2 separate regions of the Mus musculus genome follow, and region 2 is linked to region 1. The links are chromatin loops, found by intact Hi-C in ENCODE. Cell type or tissue: heart. All regions are shown on one strand. Links, peaks and the distances in the headings refer to the core of each region. The heading gives the core; the rest is flanking DNA.

Region 1 (7,546 bases), core at 1,287-6,286:
TAAGGCTTGGTGAGCAGCGATGCATACAAGCTGGCCTTAGCTCTTCATCTTTTAGTCTTTACCGATCCCCAAAGAATCTTAGAATGTTGAAGAACTCTTGGTGTCTCCGTGTTTTTTGCCTTTTGCAAACAAAGGTCCTGGCCAGAGCTTTTCAATCTGGAACTTGTTGGCAGTCTTTCAATTAGCAAAGATTGAAGACCATTTGCTGTTTTGGTTGAGTGCTGGGCTTTCCTTCTTTTACCTGTGTTGGATGATGTTGAGGAGTGGGCTGGAATGCTGCAGTACTGGTGCAGAGGCAGGGCATAGGGGAAGATCCCCAGCCTTGCTTCCTCTGTGTTCAGAGTTTACCATGGAGGGCAAGGTGCAGCATTCAGTCCATGAGCCATTTTCCTGTCTTTTGGGCTGCAGAAGATAGCCCTGCCTTGGGGTTAGAGTGGGTGGCACTGATCCTGACAGGGCTCTGTTTATGGCTTCTAGCCTTCTGCTGGCTTGGCCTTCTGCAGTAGAGACATGGACCCCCACTAAGTTGTAGTACCCACAAAAGAGATGTTCTCACCTCTTTCCCATCTGTGCTCCAGTAACACACAAGACTGGCATCCCATGCTTCCCTCTAGCATCTCTACCACACTGGATCTTAATTAGCCTGTTTACATGTCCATTTCCCTGTTAACCTTGGTTGAGGGCTGGAATTGGTCTGTCATCTCTATCACCAGGGTCACTAGATAGAAGCAAGTAAATAAACGGGTCCACTGCCTTCCCCCCATGCCTATACTACCAGGAATGCCACTTTGTATCCTAGGAGCAGCCCAGCTGTAACATTTGCTACTAGGAATTTACACCAGTCAAAAGTGACCAAGGCTATTTTTGAATACTTACGGCTAGTGAGCCTGACTCTAGAGCTGGAAATATAGTGCCTCCCAGATTTCTTCATTGACAATGAACAGGGGCCCGTGGCTGCTGAATCTCCTATCCAGTTGAAGTTCTTGGGCTGAAGATGGTACCGGGAATGCTGTGCAATTGCGGGATTGATGCTTGATAGCGGCCCTAAGATCCTGGGGATCAACTCGTGGGGCCGAAGTGGTTGCAGGAAATGAGGAGGGATCTGCTCTGAGGCAGCCCCTCTCAGAAGCACCAATGGGACCAAATTCACAGGTTGCAGTTCTTGACTGCTCAGCCCGTCCTGGTGAAATCTAGGCTAGAGGAGAAGAGCAGCCCCTTACCATATTTCTTGGGAGTCTGGATAGAGTGTTGGAAATAAAACAATCTCTCCTAGGCCATAACCATTGTTTAACTAGTTATTCTTTTGGGGTTCATCAAAAACAGAGGGCCCAACAGGTTTGCTACTAGCCCAGGGAATAGTGAAAACGGCAGCTGTTTTGTTGGCCCAAGACTGTTTACTTAGCTCCCATTAGAGCCAGGGCATTGCCAATACTAGGGTAAGTACATAGAAGCCACTGAGCATGGTGGTGGCCTTGTTATTTGTCAGTCATGAGTTGTGGGATACTGTGAAATAGGAATAGAGACAACAAGTCCCTTGCAACTGAGAAAGTTGGGAGCTGCACTTGGCTGGATTGCAATACCAAACCCAAGGGAGCCTGGGAACAGACATCATGGAACCAGCAGAGCCTCTCCCAGGCTCCCGTGACAGGTACCATCACAAGAACCTCCTTTGGTGAAACCACCACCACGTGTTGGCATCACAGCCCTTGTTCCCTTGCTTTGTGAGAGGCTTCGCAGGGACCCTCACCCGATACTCATGAAGCTTTCTGTGGCTCCGGTGGCTAGGGTACAGCATGCGGGTGAGCTGCTCTACAATGCCCAGGCTGCGGATGAGGTTCTCTCTCTGTAGCAGGAGCTTCATCCGCTCGAGCTCCTCCTCTTCCACGATGTCCTGAGGCTGCGTAGTGTCCAGTTGTACTGGCAGCAGCTACAAGGGACAGGAGAGATACAGGATGTCCAAGACGAGCCTCATACCACCAGCAAGAATGGCTGCAGGACCCCTGGCCCATTCTATTTCCTTCCCTCTCCGGGCCGCACTGTAAGATTCCCTTAGCTGTCCATTCTCTCACCTTCTGTTCCAAAAGGTCAGATCCAATTTACTAGTTAGAGACTCGTCTCTCTCAAGCGAGGAGAGAGGGGACAGCAAGGGTTCCCTTCCCTAGGAATCCCAATTAAGTCTTGTGTGAGAAGGTAAGAGCCACACCCCTGACACCTCTTTCTCCCGGTTCCGGTTCCTGTATGCCAAGCTGGTGGCAAGGACCCGAGTAGCTGTTCGGGATCGGCTTTTCTCCCCCGCCGATTCTCCCTGATTCTGCTCCTTGTTTTCCTTGCGCTTCTTGGTGCCTGGGTTCTCCTGCTGTTCCTGCTTTAGGCGAATCTCTTCCAGTTGCTGCCTGATGAGACACAGCAGTTTCAGACACAGGAGAGATGGTGTGGGGAAAAACAGGATGATGGGCTAATGAAAGGAACACCTGGTGTTGCTGGAATTGATTAGAGTATAGGAAACACAGCGAAGGAAAGAGTCATTAAGACTCTGTTAGTGGGCTGGGATGATAACTCAAGCACTGAAGTCCCTCCCCTGAAAGCATGAGGACCTGAGTTCAAGCCCCAGAATCCAAGAACACAAAGCCTGGCATGGTAGCACATGCTTGTATCTCAGCACTGGGGAGACAAAAAAATAGGCAGGTTCCTGGCTTCTCATTGGTCAGCTAACCTAACCTTGTTAGTGAGCTTCAGGCCGATAAAAGACTCAAAAGATAAAGTGGGCCAGACATGGGGGCACTTTTAGTCCCAGCACTTGGGAAGCACAGGTTTCTGCATTTGGAGCAAGTCTCTTCTATGCAGCAAGTTCCAGGCCAGCCATTAAGACCCAGTTTTAAAAACATAAAAGTTTTTTTTTTTTAATTGGTTTTTCTAGACAGGGTTTCTCTGTATAGCCCCGGCTGTCCTGGAACTCACTATGTAGACCAGGCTGGCGTTGAACTCAGAAATCCACCTGCCTCTTCCTCCCAAGTGCTGGGATTAAAGGCGTGCGCCACCATGCCTGGCTAAAAACATAAAACTTTAAAAATGAATACATAAACAGTAACAACAAAGTGGGGCTGGCGAGATGGCTCAGCTGGTAAAGGTGCTACCACCAAACCTGACTGCCCGAGTTCATTTGCTAGAACCTACATAGTAGAAGGAGAGAACTGACTCCTAAAAGATCTCTCAACTGCTACATGTGCACGTGGTGTCCACACACACACAGATAAGCAACTGTAATCTTTACCTATTTAAAAACACACAAGGTGACCAGCTATGGAACAATACCCAAGGTTGTCCTCTGGCCTCCACATGCACATGTGCGCGCACATTGCATACATATACATCACACATTCCAGTGAAGGCATGCAGGGATGGGCCTGCACGCAGAAAGAACCTGTTAGAATTGTTGCTCTCTTCTCAAGCGTATAGCCTCCTCTTCTCCTGTTAGGGAGCAGTCTGCTGTCAGGCTTTGCCCCTAACCCACTCACACAGAGGGAATGCAGCCAAGTTACCTGGCACACTCCTCTCTGGCCTTGGAGGCAGCTGTCTCCTGGAAGAGGGAGCCATTGTGCTTGAAGAAAGGTGCGTATTTCTCGGAGTCGGGCCCCGGGTAGATCCGCCGGTATCCCCCTAGGTGGGAGTCTTCATAGCGCTCCTGGTCATGCATGGCAGCCTGGGATAACTCAAACTGTTCTCGCCTATGGAAACCAAGCTCAGGGAAGTCAGAGGAGGGAAAGGAGTACCGGCTAAGGCCTTCAGTTTCAGAACCTCCTGCTGGCTCCCTGGGCTCCCTGGCCCTTACCTATGGAGGGAAGCACCCAAGCTCATGGCCAGCCCTACCATATAGGTGTGGTTTCCAGAATTCTGATTCTCTTCCTAAGTAGAGAGAATGACCTATTCATAAGCAAACACTCTAGTTACCACAGTCTTATGGGTTCCAAATTGAAACGCCCATACACTACAGAAAATGTAAAAGGATTCAACAAGATGTGCTGCAGTCTTATAATCCTAACTCTGGGAAGGCAGAGGCAAAAGGAACTGGAGTCCAAATCCAGCCTCAGCTACACAGTGTGATCAAGGCCAGTCTCAAGAGAATCGAGGTTGGAGTGTGGCACAGTGACCAGCGCGTGCTTATTGCGTGTGACACACACAGGTGAATCCTGACTGTGAAAAGAAAGACCCATATTTTAATGATTGTCCATTTGCTTGAGACAATTTCTTGCTAATTTAAGTGGCTCAAGCTGGCCTTGAACTCATGATCCTCCTGATTCTAACTACTTAAAAAAAAGATTTATTTATTTTATGTATATGAGGACACCATTGCTCTCTTCAAACAGGCCAGAAGAGGGCATCAGATCTCATTACAGATGATTGTGAGCCACCATGTGGTTGTTAGGAATTGAACTCAAGACCTCTGGAAAAGGGGAGCTAGGGAGCTGGAGACACGGCTCATCAGTTAAGAGCACTGATTGTTCTTCCAGAGGTCCTGAGTTCAATTCCCAACACGGAAGCTCATAACCATCAGTAATGTGATTCAGTGCCCTAGTCTGGTGTGTCTGAAGACAGCTTGTCTTAGTGTACTCATATACATAAAATATGAGTTTAAAAGCTAATCAATGCCTTGTAACCTTCTTCTGTCAGGAATAAGAGTAATAAGAAGTCAAGTTGTATAACTAAACACCTACCAGAACCTGCAAGGCTCAGTGGGTAATAGCACTTACTGCCAAGCCTATAGACCTAAGTTCAATTCCTAGGATCCAACATTGGTGGAAGGAGAGAACCAACTCCTACACATTGTCCTCTAACCACAGGTCTGGCATGCTACATGTGCAGAAACACACAGATACACGCAAAATAAACATGTACTATATTAACTTAAAAATAAATAAACCTGGCATAGTGATGCACACCTTTAGTCCCTGCAACCATGAGGCAGAGGCAGGTAGATCTCTGTGAATTTGAGACCAACCTGGTCTACATATGTAGTTCCAGGCCAGCCAGAGACCTGTCTTAAATAAACAAACCCTTATCAGATACCAGGCACACCTGGTTTCTCGTGGCTGTTGGTGGCACGGGAAAAGCCGCTCCTTGACTCGACGTTTGTCTTCTTCAATCACCTTCTTTTTGTCACAGCCCCGGAGGTTGACAAGGTTCATAGCATCACAGAGAAGTGCATCTTTCACCTCTCGATCCAGGCGGGAGTCTGTGGTGAAGCTTGGGGAGTGGTTTACCTGCCGAGAGGAGGCCTTATTGCCCCTTTCCTAGACCACCTGAGCCGGTGGTGGGCTCTTACAGTCTAACTGGGGGTCTGAGGGAGGAACAGCTCTGGCCCGTGGCCCGAGTCAGCAACCAAGAAGAGATGTGACCTATCTACAGGCTAGTGAGAGAAAACCAGATAATTTGACTATGGATACAGGGTCCTCACCGGCAAGACTTACTTAGGGAGCACTGAAGAATCCTAAACATGGATTTCCATGTTTGCTTGCTTGCTTGCTTTTCTTGGGTCTTGGGGGCCAGAATTTTATAAAATCTAGGCTAGCCTCCAATTCACTATGTAGCTGAAGCCTGGAGTCATGATCCTCTTTCCTCCCCTTCTCAAGTACTGAGATTACAGGCGTGTGCCCAGTCTGAGCTGTTGTTGCAGAGGTCAAAGACTACGAATGTTTGTCTCAGGAACTGACACAGCCTTATGTGGCTTAACTGACAAAGTCTTCACCTGGCTCTTCCCTACCCTGAGACTTCTACTTCCCCCAACCTCCCTAGGCTACCAGGTGAGTATACTGCTTCCAAGGTGAAGCCTCTGACTTTGGCCTTGTTGAGTCCAGAAGAGAAAATCTTACCTCTAGAAGCCAGGGCTTGAGTTTGTGGTCCAGTAAGATGTCAAACCCCAGGATCTCAAAGCAGGCGCATGTACCTCCACACAGATATTGGGGGAAACAGGTTCGGTAGTTGTGGCGAAGCACAGAGTGGGCTGAGATGATGGTTTTGATGATGATGTCCTCGATGTCCCCCCACAGCTCTTGGGGATCATGGCTGTGCTCTCGCAGCCAGGCATTGAGTGTCGACAGCTTCCTGTGAGGCCCAGTGCTCAGAGGAAGGCCAGTCTCCATGCCAGCAGGGCCTGGCTGCAGGCTGGAGGCTCCCTGACTTAACCCCACTTTCATTTCTGGGACCCTGGGCTTCAAAGCGCTGCTAGCAGCTGGGAGCTGGGATTGGTTGTTAGGTTATGGTTACTGAGCTCAGACACAGGAGAAGTGTCTTCAAAAGCAGGGATTCCTGGGAAATCAGCTTCCCAAGAGTCAAATGGGTTTCATGGGCTCCTGAGTCTATGGGATTAAGGGCAGAGGAAGCAAGGGAAAACAGAATAGGGGATACCTCTTACTGCCCACAGCATCATCTCGGACAAAATTCTCATTGTGTTTATTGATGGCATAGTTGGTCAGGTGCATGCAGACCTCCTCCTGTGAAGCGAACAGCCCTAGATTGGCTCACACTGCCTCTCTGTCCAGCTTCTCCAGCCCCTCAGTGACTTCTTCTCACCCACTGCTCTGCCCCAAGACTGCTCAGCTCCTGGCCCTCTTCACCAGAGACTGTCCCGTATGATCCTGGCAAAGAGGCTGTGCTGGGTGACTCCGTTCAGAACCTTTCCTTAGTCACCACCCAGCAAGGGCTGCCACACCTCCCACCATGTCCCCCATACTACGGCTCTCACTGGCTTCCTTCCTTGGTCTTAGCTGACAAACTTTTCCACCATGTTTGTGCTTAGAACAGAGGCACTCATGGCAATGGAAGGGAAGAAGGTGCTGCCCTGCCTCCTCACCAGGTTGTTATGGCTAGGTTCCACATACGGCATAGTGGCAAAACGAGCCAGGCCTTCCTCGTACATGAAGATCCGGAGAGGGTCACAGGAAGTGATCAGAACATAGATTCGCATGTCAAACTTGAAGCCATCAATAAGGAAGGGCTAAGAGCATGCAAACCCAGAGGGAATACTAATGAACTTACGAAGTGCTTATTACATGCAATATATGGTTATTACTGGTGCTTCTAATACATAACACATTGAATCCTCACAGTAGTCATAATAGTAATAATTGTGTTATTACTTTCATTTAACAGTGAGGAAACAGAGCCAGGTAACTGCCCAAGATCATATGTCCGGGAAATGGGAAAGCTTTGAGTCAAATCCAGGCTGGCTAGCTCTGAAAAATGGCTGTACTCTGTCTGTAAGATAATGAAGACAGCACAGAGGGCAGAAGCCTATAATTGAGTTCCGGCCCTGGCGTACAAGGGATGCGGCATCCCAGTGTGGGGAGAGGCCTGGGGGTTCCGAGGTGGCCTTCACCTTGGTGATGTACTGCTGGCAGATCATATGCTCTCCTGGCTTGATTTCCTTGGGGGTTCTGGTGATAAAGATGCCACGCCCCTGACAGCCGCTATCTGGCTTGCAGATATAAGTGCGGGTTTTCCGCTGACGACCGTAGGCCTGGAAGTCCCCATAGCTACGTGCAGAGAGAGG
Region 2 (7,103 bases), core at 858-5,857, 120 kb after region 1:
CTGGGAAGGCAGACCCATGCCACCCCATACCCCTCTTTCACCCTTTCAAATGTCCTAGTAGACAATTTAACATCACAGTGAGTCTTGCGCGTTGTGTTTTGTGGGCCGCAGCATCGGGACAATGTCTGGCCTGTCTCAAGCAGGTATACCTGTCAGCTCTTGCCAGCATTCCTGCCTGGCCTGGTGAGCGCTCCTCAGGTGGCGGGTTTCACTGGAAACACTCCTGCCCTCCCTTTTCTTGCCTCTGCTTTGGAGAGGGATCCCTGCAAGGCATCTGTTTCCCTTCCAGGCTTGGCGTGTGTTCTTGTCCTCTGGTTCTTCTTTTTAACTTCCTCCCCGAAACCGCTCCAGATGCACCCTGCCTCAAAAGCTTAGCATTTCTAAAAAAGGTGGGATTTTCCTGCTGTCTCTTCTCCCATTTCTCACCACACCCCACTCGGCTCTGTCTGGCTCCAGGACTCTGCGCCTCAAGCATCTTTCTGATCAGACTGAATCCTTTCTTATCTGAACTTACTGGTCACTTTACCTAAGTCTCTCTGTTTCCTCCTTCAGCCCCGCCCTTCTGAGGTCTGGCCCACTATAGAGAGATGGGACTGCGTTCCAGGGGCTGCCTTATGCACTTTTTCCCCAGCCGGCCCCCCGCCCCGGCCCCCACCCCTGAGGCCGTGGGTCTCCTCTCAGCCTGGCAGCTGGTAGAGAGACGATCTGCATCTCAGCTGTGGCTGCCCACTCATCTGTTTCTCAGGAGACCCACATAGACACCAGATGGCAAGTCTGCAATGTGCTTAGCGGGGTGAGAACAGGTTTTGTTTGGGAAAATATCTCGATCAGCCAGTTGGGCCGAGAAGGGGAAGTGCCAAGGACGCGGTTGAAGAGAGCTGGTTACACACAGGAGGAACTGAGTAGCTGCGTGAAGGACAGCTTGCAAGACAGTGGTGAGAGATCTCAACAACAGGAAAGTCAGAACGGGGGAGATGCAAAACAAGAGAACCCAGCCCAGAGGGTGCCACGATTGGTTTTTACATATATTTATCTATTTTACATGTATGTATGTGTGTGTCCATAGTCTTCTTGTGGAGTGTGGAGGTCAGAGGACAACTTTAGGGAGTCAGTTCTGTCCTACAGAGTGGGTTCTGAGGATGGAACTCAGATTACTGGCTTTGGCAGGAAGTACCATATCACTAACTCACCTCACTGGCCTGGCCCCCCCCCCCCCATCCCCCTCTGTGACTTTTGTTAGTGGGTTGAGTAGGATCTTGCTATGTAGCCAAGACTAGTCTCAAAGTTTCAAACTTTAAGCTTGCAGTCCTCTTGCCACAACTTAAGTTGTTCTCCTGCCCCCAACCACCCCTTCCAGACTGGCTCTCAATTTGTAATCTTGACTATCCTCAAACTTAACTATGTAGCCCTGCCTGGTCTTGAACTCATAGAAGTCCATCTGCCTCACTTTCCCATGTGCTGAGATTAAAGGCATATATTACCATTCCTAGCCTTTTAAATTTATTATATATACTGTAGCTGTCTTCAGACACACCAGAAGAGGGTATCAGATCTCATTACAGATGGTTGTGAGCCACCATGTGGTTTCTGGGAATTGAACTCAGGACCTCTGGAAAAACAATCAGTGCTCTTAACCACGGAAGCATCTCTCCAGCCCGCCACCTGCCATGTATGTGTGTGTATGTGTGTTGCTTTTAACCATTGAGCCATCTCTCTAGCTCCAATTAGCTATGAGTTTTGGATGACTATTTTTGTTGTTGTTTTAACTGTGCAAATATACATAGCAGGCAGGTATCGTGGCAATTACCTTTAATTCCTGAACTCCAGAGTAAAAGACAAGTGGATTAGACAGGTGGACAGCCTATTATAAGTTCAAGGCCAGCCTGAACTACATGGTGAATACCAGGATACCAGGTCATCCAGAGCTGCTACAAAGTGAGACCCTATCTCAAAAACAAACAAACAAACAAACAAACAACCCAGACCCAACAAACAAACAAACAAGCAAACGAGCATTGTTACATACCACACGCCTTTAATCTCAGCACTCCTGAGCCAGAGGCAGGTAGATCTGAGTTCAAGCCCAGCCTGGTCTACAGAGTGAGCTCCAGGACAGCTAGGGCTACACAGAGAAAGAAACTGTCTCGAAAAACCAAATAAATAGGGAATTTGAGTCCCAGCACCCACATGGTGGCTCACAACCACCTGTAACTCTGGTTCCAGCAAATCTGATGCCCTGTTCTGATGTCCCAGGGCACCAAGCACTCATGTGGTACACACACATGCATGGGGATGAAATACTCATACACAAAATAAATAAAACCTCTTTTAAAAAGGAACAACCAAATAAATAAAATAAAATACATATAACATATACTTTACTATTGAAACATTAAATTTTTTTAAATTATCATACAAAGTAATTATGACATTTTCACACATACATACACACACATCCATGCATGCACACATACACAGACACACATCCATTCTGGTTCTTTGCTCTCATTCTTCTCCCTCCTCCAATTTGTCCTCTTCCTCCACACGAACTGTTGCCTTTCTGCTTCCGTGTCCTGTGCACACACAGAATTAAATCTAGGTTTCACATGTGAGAGAAAACGTCCATATTTGTTTCTCGATGTTCGTTATTATCTCTTGCCCCGCCCCGCTTTAGGTCCTGCCTCCCCTCATATATCACCTCTTCTACTGTCATTATATATGTATTCTGCACAGGAGAGAAAACAAGATGTCAGTTTAGGTGTGTTTGTGTGTGTGTTGGGGGCGGGGGAGGGTCAGCTTCCTTACACATCTCAAGTTGGCCTTAAACTCAACTTAAAGGCGAAGCTGACCTTGAACTTCTGAGCCTCCTTCTGGTTCCCAAGTGCTAGGATTGCAGGCTAGAACCATATCTGCTTGGAAGTCTGTTTGTTTGCTTGCTTGTTTTCCTTGTTGTTAACAGTGATCTTTAGTTCCATCCGTTTCCCTGCAGATGACATAATTTCATTCTTCAACGCTGAATGAAAAGCGTGATGACCCCACACTGGGGTTGGTTTGCTTCTGTTGCTTAAGTTTTCAGCCAAAGCTGTGCCTCACCTAAAGAGAGGAAATAACTGAGTTTAGGATGAGCTGGGAGCCAGGGTCGGCCTGGGGAACCTGCAGGTGCTGGGAGGTCAGCTCGGATCCAGTGGCAGGACTCCGGATCACCTCTGCTCATGGGAGAGACTCTTGTTGGATCTTAAAACCCAGCGGGCAGCCACACTACCTGGGCCTTTGTCATAGCGTTTTGTTCTACCAGGCAGAGGAAGGTGAGGCCACCGAGGGGTAGGACTTGGTAGGCTGGGATTTTTGCAAGAACTGATGTGGGGCAGCTCTGGCCTGGGAAGATGAAGGAGCCCGCCCCTCCCTGGGTAGACACTGCCACCTTCTGGCTCTCGGCCCTCAACACTGGTTTTTCTACCGTCCTAAATGCAAAAAATGTAATGAAAATGTAATGAGCTCTCTCACGAGCTCTTGCTCTCTCTCTCTCTCTCTCTCTCTCTCTCTCTCTCTCTCTCTCTCTCTCCCCCCCCCCTCTTCTTTCTTCAAAACAGGATTTCTCTAAGTATTCCTGGCTGCCCTGGGACTCACTCCATAGACAAAACTGGCCTCAAATTCAGAGAACTACTGCATCTGGCTCCCTTACTTTCTGATAACTATTGTCCTGGAAAGTTTTGGCGTTTTTTTTTTTTTTTTTTCTCCCCAAGATTTATTTTCAGTGTGTGTGTGTGTGTGCGCGAGTGCATGCACATGCATGTTGTGTCTATACACTTAAGTGTAGTTGGCCTCATAGGTCAGAAGAGGACATTTGCTCCATAGGAGCTGGGGTTACACTGGCTTGGCTTGGCTTGGCATGGGTGCTGGGAACCAGGCTTTTCTCCTTTGGAAGAGCAGAGGTGCTCTTAACTGCTAGGCCCCTGGTGTTTTTGTCTGTGTGCTGCTTTTTGGTTTGGTTTGGTTTGGTTTTGAGTCAGGGTCTCACCAAGGAACTCAGGTTGGGCTGGAACTTGGCCTTGAATTCACAGAGATCTGCCTGCTTCCTCCTCCTGAGTCCTGGGATTAAAGGTGTGTGCTACCGTGTCCGGCTTATTGATCTCCATTTTTATTTTTTTGTTTGTTACAGACAGAATCTCACTCTCACCAGGAACTCACTATGTAACTGGGACTGGCCAGGAAGTCATGGCAATCCTCCTGTTTGTGTCTCTCAAGTGCAGGCATTAGAGGCATGTTGTTGTACCCTTTAAACACACACAAACTTCTTGTCCACTACAGCTCAATACAGCTGAAAATCAAAACACTCCGATCATTTGACAGTTCCTCACTGGTAGCTTTCCACAACTGTCACTGTTGCTGAGATCCACATAGCTTGGTTTACTTTCCCCTTGCCTGTGTCGGGGCCCCTTGTGGCCCCACTGTGATAGTTACAGGGTGAAGGCCCCTGGAGGCCACAACACAATTGCTGGCTGCCCCATCACCCTTGAGGATTTGTGCTGGGAATTTCCAGCCCACCCTCCTGCTGTTCCTGTTTTTAGGAGGTCCATGGGTTAGCTGTCACTCAGTCTTTGGGTGCTCTCTTTCTCTTCTATAGTTCATTTGCTCCCCCACCCTACCCCCCGGTTTTCCAAGACAGGGTTTCTCTGTGTAGCCCTGCCTGTCTGGGAACTCACTCTGTAGACCAGGCTGGCCTCGAACTCACAGAAATCAGCCTCTGTCTCTGGGTGCTGGAATCCCTGTGCTTCCACCACTGCCTGGCTGACCTCACCATCGTCCTCCAGCAGTGGGCAGACCTTTGCTGCAGCTTAGTCCCCTAACAATCTCTCTGGCCTGGCCTCCTGCTTTGTTTTGCTTCCTTTAACGCTGACCTGATAGCACCTTGGCCACCATCCTCCAGCAGGCACCAGGGGGACACCCAGCTTCCCTTCCTAGTCCCTAGAGTCAAACTGAGCTACATGCTGTCTTGTGTACAAACAGCGAGCCCCAGCTGGGAACCAAGGGGAACATAAATGAGATGTGCTGTGATTTCTATCAAAGTGTTAAATGAGGCAAAGAACACTCCAGGTTAAAAGGTTAAACAGAGGTTTCAGCATCAGCAGCAGTCAATCAAGAGTGAGCTGATTGGACTGGTCATCGCTGAGGCTGTAATTAGGGACACATAGAGATCTTTTCTTTTCTTTTTTTTTTTTTTTTTTTGGTTTTCAAGACAGGGTTTCTCTGTATAGCCCTGGCTGTCCTGGAACTCACTTTGTAGACCAGGCTGGCCTCGAACTCAGAAATCCGCCTGCCTCTGCCTCCCGAGTGCTGGGATTAAAGGTGTGCGCCACCATTAGAGTGTGCACTTCTACTGGGGGACACACTCTCCTGATGACCAGGCGGAAAGGCCTAATCTGGTAAGATTTTCCCCAGCAGTGAGTGCTACTGTGATATATGGTCCAGCTACAGGGTACCCATCTGGAGGACATAAGAAATTGACTATAACTCAGTCAGAGGTTGCAAGGGATACAGAGAGAATCTGTTTATCATCTCCAGTCTTCAAGCTGTCCCCTCGGGCGTCTGAGTGTATGGGTTTGGCACCATATTGCCACATTTGTCTTGAGTCTGGGTTTGTTTTTCTCCATCCCTCTGAGTGCCTCCTGCCTGACCATTTATTCTTTCCACCAGGGACCTGTCTGCTATAAGAGTTTGTCCAAATTCTTCAGGTTGTGAGCTCTTGGCTTAAAGGGACAGGACTATAACCTAACACAGAAATTGGCAGAGACACCATCTGGCAAAGATGCCTTCTGACAGTTAACATTTGTCAAAGATCAAAGTATGTGATCCAGGTTTCATGTTTTCTCAAGTTTGACACTTTGCCTGTCAACCACTCAGCTTTTTAGTTATCCATAAGAACATGACGCAAGTTCAGAGTGAGGAAAAGGTCCCCTTTGTGTCAGAGATAAAAACCCAGCAGGATTCCTGCTAGGTGTACTTGCTTGGTTGATTTTGAGCCACACATTCTTCTGCAGAAATAAAATTTTTTGTTTTGGACTGTGTAGTCCTTTTGCTGGCATCCCAAACCTATTTCTAAAAGGGTGGTGTCTTCTTTCTGTAATCCCAGCACTCTGAGTGATGGGGCAAGAGGATTGGAGCTAGTTCAAGGCCAGCCTGGGCTACAAAGTGAGCTCCTGTCTCAGGAAACCTAACCCAATCCAACCCCAACAACCAATCAACCAGCCAGCTAACAAGAAAAAAACCAAGAAAGAATGAGCCTTTGTAGGCTTAGATTTTTCAAAACCTACTTTAATAAGGGTTCTTAAATGCTTTAATCTCCCTTCTAGCCCACCACCCACCAGAGGTAGTAGAAAGGAAAGGTTAATAGGGTAAAGGAAGATGTGGACCTGTTTAGAAACAGTTTTTTCAAGCAATTCCAATCTTCTTTGTCAGAATATCAGTAGCATAGTTCACACGAATCAGTATCGGTAGCTTGATCTACTTACAACCACCACTTGCCAGTTAGCAATGGAGTTTGATCCAGAAGAAACCTCAAGGCTCTGCCAATTAGCCAGAGTTGGCAGAAATGGCAAAAAGCCACCAGAATATCACAAGAAGTTCTTTGGTGCATTTCTTTCTACGAAGTCAGTGAAGAAGTCAAGTCAAACCAGTGCTACCAATGCCACAGTGTCACCCGTGAAGACCAGCATTGGGACAGCCCAACAAAGGCCAGCAAAGAGTGGCAAGGCGAACCAATACCACAGCATCATCCACTGTCTGTTGGGTTATACTGATATTCTTTCCAAACATCGTGTGTCCTCTCAAGCATCCACTCTAGCAACACATCACATGTCCTTTTCCCAGGCAGCTTCCAGAAAAATAAGATGCATCTGTTCTCAGCAAAACATCCTCCCATGTGTCTGCTTGCAAAAACATCCTCTCACATGTCTGCTTCAGCAAAACATCCTCTTACAAGACAGTTTCCATAAAAACATCACTGACACAACTGAGTCTCCAAAGAAACTAGAAATTTTCACTTCAATCCTTGGCATTGTCTAGGGAGGCTCTGTAGTACCATGAGGGTAGGGGTAGCAGCCGGT

The links. Hi-C counts contacts between places; a loop is a spot of excess contacts. Peaks named below come from ENCODE experiments on the same cell type or tissue, not always from the same donor. Only the 100,000 strongest peaks of a DNase experiment are listed, where the experiment ranks them.
Region 2: a loop joins it to region 1, with 4 times the contacts of the local background. A loop is called at or near these places in 12 of 42 quality-filtered maps.

What each region holds. Positions count from the first base shown.
Region 1 is chr7:80,253,024-80,260,569 of GRCm38, reverse strand. It overlaps Ttll13 (tubulin tyrosine ligase-like family, member 13), which reads right to left. Exons shown (of 15, transcript NM_177765.3): 6 at 7,373-7,529; 7 at 6,848-6,991; 8 at 6,403-6,488; 9 at 5,868-6,099; 10 at 5,074-5,258; 11 at 3,540-3,725; 12 at 2,213-2,393; 13 at 1,748-1,927; 14 at 877-1,195; 15 at 1-241. The coding sequence ends at 45. Among named protein-coding and RNA genes, the nearest start is that of Ngrn, 4.4 kb to the left of the region's middle. In heart, for the core only: a CTCF peak has its summit at 4,365 (motif pointing right); no DNase peak of the experiment used is centred there; H3K27me3 peaks cover 2,692 bases.
Region 2 is chr7:80,137,286-80,144,388 of GRCm38, reverse strand. No RefSeq gene overlaps it. Among named protein-coding and RNA genes, the nearest start is that of Gm45202, 14 kb to the left of the region's middle. In heart, for the core only: CTCF peaks have their summits at 3,420 (motif pointing left) and 4,832; a DNase peak (open chromatin) is centred at 3,298; H3K27ac peaks cover 469 bases.